Regions from separate parts of the Homo sapiens genome. Here region 1 is linked to region 2. The links are chromatin loops, found by intact Hi-C in ENCODE. Cell type or tissue: GM12878. All regions are shown on one strand.

What was found. A loop is a pair of places that touch in the nucleus more often than their neighbours do. Peaks named below come from ENCODE experiments on the same cell type or tissue, not always from the same donor. Only the 100,000 strongest peaks of a DNase experiment are listed, where the experiment ranks them.
Region 1: it touches region 2 in a loop (2.1-fold over the local background); 6 of 110 quality-filtered maps call a loop at or near these places.

Annotation. Positions count from the first base shown.
Region 1 is chr16:10,980,866-10,983,365 of GRCh38, forward strand. CLEC16A (C-type lectin domain containing 16A) reads left to right here. Exons shown (of 24, transcript NM_015226.3): 10 at 2,013-2,126. Among named protein-coding and RNA genes, the nearest start is that of CLEC16A, 38 kb to the left of the region's middle. RefSeq lists an enhancer at 1-38 and a silencer at 1,105-1,174. In GM12878, CTCF peaks have their summits at 1,060 (motif pointing left) and 2,493; no DNase peak of the experiment used is centred here; H3K4me3 peaks cover 435 bases; H3K27ac peaks cover 1,333 bases.
Region 2 is chr16:11,076,872-11,079,371 of GRCh38, forward strand. The region is part of intron 19 of CLEC16A (C-type lectin domain containing 16A); the gene reads left to right. Among named protein-coding and RNA genes, the nearest start is that of CLEC16A, 130 kb to the left of the region's middle. In GM12878, no CTCF peak of the experiment used is centred here; a DNase peak (open chromatin) is centred at 1,340; H3K27ac peaks cover 2,309 bases.

The DNA of each region.
Region 1 (2,500 bases), 96 kb before region 2:
CAATATAAAATCATTGCATACTTGCAAATTATTTTACAAGCATAGCTAGAAAACCATGAAAATTTTTATGGATGACGTTAATTTGGTGTGACAGGTGATGCTGTCCTCCTAAAACCAAACTGCTAACAGAGTGTGGTGTAGGCAGCTGGGCCCAGCTTTTTGAGTCTGGCCTGCACGTGCTTCCACGTACCTTACAGTTACTCACCCTCCCTCTTTTTTGGGTTCAGAGCCAGGGAAATGAGCACTGTGTGTGTCCACAGGCAGGAATTGGTTGCTTTGTTCAGGGGGGCCTTTGTAGGTGCTCACTGAATGCTTGTGGACTGAAAAGAAGGAATAAATGATCAGTTAAGGCCGCATTCATTCAAGGTACGTAACGGATATTTGAGAATGAATGACCACAGTGATTGGTGTTTTGTGTTGTTGGTAGAGTGATGTGTGGCAGTAATTCGGCCATAAGGAAGGTGAGAAAAATCATCATTGCTAACATTTAAGGGCCTGCCAAGCCTTGGACGTGGGTTAACTCATTGAATCATACTATGTGGTCTCTGTGATAGAAAAGGTTCCCAGTATTTTTTTAAAAGATGCAATTTTTTATAGGGAGGTGCCACATGGCCATTCTGCCTGTACCTTTTATCTAATTTGAATTCTATGTATTTGTTAGAATAATATATTCCCCTTGTTCAAACAGTACAAAACATGGCATGTGAAAAGTCTCTCTCACTCTATACCCTGAGCACCCAACTGCACTCCCCAGAGGCAGCCTGTGTTGATTTTTGCCTTCACTTTTTAAAAAATAATTTTTTTTAAACAACGTTTTTTAAAGTTAAAAAGTTCAAACATGTAAAAACCGGGTTTCTGTTCTAGTTTTGTTCAGGCTCCTGACTTCTATCCCCAGAGACAATTAGGGTTACAGGGTTCTCGTATGTCCTAACAGAGACATCTGTCAGGGGTTCTTAACTAGGGGCAATTTTGCCCCTCAGGGGATACCTGGCAGTGTCTGGGGAGATGCATTCAGTTGTCATGACCGAGGCTGGGGTGCTACTGACATCTAGTGGGTGGAGGTCAGGGATGCTGCTCACCAGCCTGCAGTGTCTGGGACAGCCTCCCTCCATACTCAGTTATAGCCCAAATTGTCAGCAGTGCCAAGATTGAGAAACCCTGGCCTATGCATATGTAAATAAGCAAATACAAACATGCACACGCTTTTCTATGCAAATGGTAGATAAGCCACACCCTGTGCTACACCCTCTTGCCTTTACATTTTAAAACAAAATAGCAGGCATGTCTAGGCCAGCTTTGCAAGACAGTTTTGAATACCCTGATTCTTAAAGCTGGTCCTCTGAACATTGGGCAACAGGTGTGGGAGCAGGGCCAGCTTAGCCCAGAGGCAGCCCTCTGATTTTGCATCCTGGCCCACCTGGGTTTGCCTCTGTCTCGTGTGATTTTCAGCCCCGTAGTTCACATACCTCCTGACGATGCTGTGGAATCCCCGTGTGCTAAAACCCACCACAGGGTCAGAGCTCCCTCCCGTGATGGAATCTCTGTGTAGCCAACCCTCTGCCAAGTCCTTGATTGGAACAAAACTCTCCGGCCCCTTCTTCTTGTATCACTAAAGTATTGGGACAGTGCCTTCTAGTCTTCTCATAACCAAATTTGACACTAAAATGCCCATGGAAAGGAAGGAGTGTGCTGGTTTGGCTGTTCTTTCCCGCATTGCTCCACTTCAGCCGGATTTGGCTTCACCCAGCCATGAGGGACAGTCTCGCATTAATGCACTTCCTTCCGAGGAAGAGCAGCCAGCCAAATAGGCAACAGTCTGAAGGAGAGACTGACCTTACAAGAGTGGAACCGAGTCCTGCTTCCTGTGGCTCATTCTTTGAATTTTGCATCGTAGGAATTGCTGCTTAATACAGGACTTAGGTAGCCCAGCCTGGTCGCTTCTGATCCAGGAAGCAAGAGGTTGAAAATACCGCACACTTTCATGCAAATCCCGTTTCTTTTTTTTCCGCCAGGTCTTCTTAATTATACATCATGCACCGCTGGTGAACTCGTTAGCTGAAGTCATTCTGAATGGTGATCTGTCTGAGATGTACGCTAAGACTGAACAGGATATTCAGAGAAGTTCTGTAAGTCATTAGCTTCGGGACTGACCTTAACAGGAAACCATTGCTCATTTTGCTAATCTGTGTGTTTCTCTAAAATCAGAAACTAACATTCTGAATATATAGCAGTGATGATGCATAAGCTGGTCCGGGATTCAGTGAACCTAATCAGAGTCTTGATTGCATACCCAAGAGAAGCTGGGATCAGGGACCACCTGGATTTGATTGATTGTGTGTTCTTAAACATGGAATTGTACCACTCCGGGCCTTAGGTTGCATATCTGTGAGACACTGTTATCGGGACACAGTGAGAAAATGCCTTATCAGAGGAACTAATGTCTACAGAAGTTGGGCGATGAACATCCATGAATGACTCAGGCCCCAGGTGAGGGCAGTAG
Region 2 (2,500 bases):
CAGGAATCGAAGAATGGAGCAGCACTTCCTCCCACCCTCTTGTAGGAGGGAGATGGGTTCTATTCAGATTAGGCAGAAACGCTGAAAAGTATTGTGACCTTGAATCCTAAATCCCCGTTAAAGTTGAGGCTTAGGAAGCACCTGAAATCACAAGGACTGATCATTAGAATCTATTTAAAAACAAAGAGCAGGGCCGGGCACAGTGGCTTAGGCCTGTAATCCCAGGACTTTGGGAGGCTGAGGCGGGAGGATCACTTGAGCCTAGGAGTTCAAGACCAGCCGAGGCAACATGGAGAGACCTTTTCTCTACTAAAAAGGTCGGGCGTGGTGGCTCATTCCTGTAATCCCAGCACTTTGGGAGGCTGAGGCGAGCGGATTGCCTGAAGTCAGGAGTTGGAGACCAATCTGATTGACATGGTGAAACCCTGTCTCTCCTAAAAATACAAAAAAATTAGCCGGATGTGGTGGCATGCGCCTGTAATCCCAGTTACACCGGAGACTGAGGCAGGGGAATTGCTTGAACCAGGGAGGTGGAGGTTACAGTGAGCCAAGATTGTGCCACTGCACTCCAGCCTGGGTGACAGAGTGAGACTCTGTCTCAAAAAAAAAAAAAAAAAAGAAAGAAAAGAAAAAACATTAGCCAGGCGTAGTGGCGTGTGCCTGTAGTTTCAGCTACTTGGGAGGTTGAGGCGGGAGGATCACTTGAAACCTGGGGAGATTGAGGCTGTAGTGAGCTGTGATCGAGCCACTGCACTTCAGCCTAGGGGACAACGTGAGACCCTGTCAAAAACAAAAAGAGCAAAATCCTGATTTAAGACTTAAGAACTCTGGTGGAGGGTGTGAGGGGTCTCTGTATTGCTGGTGACCAGCACAATGCGTGGTGCTGCAGGCGGCCTGGACAGATTTTTCAAATGAATGTCAAATGTTGTTCATACTTCTAAACTTTTAAGAAATGTACAGAATATGGCTAGGCGCGGTGGCTCATGCCGGTAATCCCAGCACTTTGGGAGGCTGAGGCAGGCGGATCACTTGAGGCTAGGAGTTATGACTAGCCTGGCCAACATGGTGAAACTCCATCTCTACAAAAAAAAACGTGTGTGTGTGTGTGTGTGTGTGTGTGTGTGTGTGTGTGTGTGTGTTTAGAGAAATGTACAGAATACTGAGCTTGGGACATGTAAAAGCATAAATTTTCATTTTTACTTTGACCTGCCTGAAAATAGAAGTGAAAATGTGTTTGCCACAGGGGAACCGCTCTAGGGGCATCTGATTTGCTCCTAGGCCAGGCCAGGACAGAGCTGTGACCAAGCGTGAGGGTGGGTGGTGCGAAGGCCCTGTGGTTTCTGGCCCAGCAGGACTTTGAAAACAATCTGTACCCAGACCTCACTCCAGAAGGTTCTGAGTCACTGGCTCCGGGGTGGGGCCCTGACATCTATATTTTCAAATGCTCCCTAAAGGATTCCATTGCATAGCCAGTGTTGAGAACCATGGGATTAGACAGAGTGAGGAATGTTCTGGAACTCAGCACTCAGTGTCTGCTTTGCTGCTTTCCATGAATTCTAGTTCCCTCTAGGAACTCTCCTTGCCCACCTGCTAATCAGCCAGAGGCCATCAGGAAGGCTGGCTTTGGTAGCATGGTACAGCAGTCACATCTCTCTAAGTTCCAAAGTCAGTTTCTCAGGTGGAAACCACCTGCCGTCCCAGTCACCCTCACAGATCCCTCATGGGTGAATGACATTTCTCAATGAGGAGTGGGTCCGGCACAGCCAGTCTGAACTGCAGGGCTGCAGTAGACCCCGTCGTTGAGCAGGTTTTAGAGGAAGAGGTTGGCCATGTCAGATGAAATCCTGGTTTCTTTACCAGGGAGAATCATGCTGGGCACTTTGAGGGGCGCTCAAGGGATAGGCAGGAAGAGCCAAGCCCATGAGGGAGGCAGATTCCCATCTGCCCCTAAGGTTCCCTCATGGGTCTGGCAGCCCGAGAGGCCTGTGGTATTTAAGCTGTTTACGCTTCTCTCCCTCTCCTCTCCACTTTCCTGCATCCGTGTAGTTGAGTTTGTGGAAGTTAAGCTTGCATACAGTGTGCCTCTACCTGACTTGAAGACAAATCACTTGCCCTCTCGAGCCTTGGGCACCTGTCTTGAGAGGAAGGGCCTGCGTAATAGGTTGGGCCTCCTGGATGCTCCCCAGCCCTGCAGCCCTGCAGCCCCACACACAGCTACATGTGTGCTCAGAAGGTAGCTGAACCCATTCTGTGCTTGGCCTTGTGTATAATCACTTGCATGGGCTAGGCAGGAGATTCCCTTGCAGAACTTGAAACTCCCTGCAGCACTGAAACTCCAGCCATCCCTATCTCTTGTGGTTGTTCTGAACCAGTGCCAGTCTTGGAAATGGCCTGTTTTGTTTCAGGCAGTCATAAAAATGCCTTAGGAGTAGAGACTGTCCAGGCCAGAGTCAGCCAGCCAGACCATGGAGGCTCAGAAGTTGTTGGGGCTGAGCTGGCC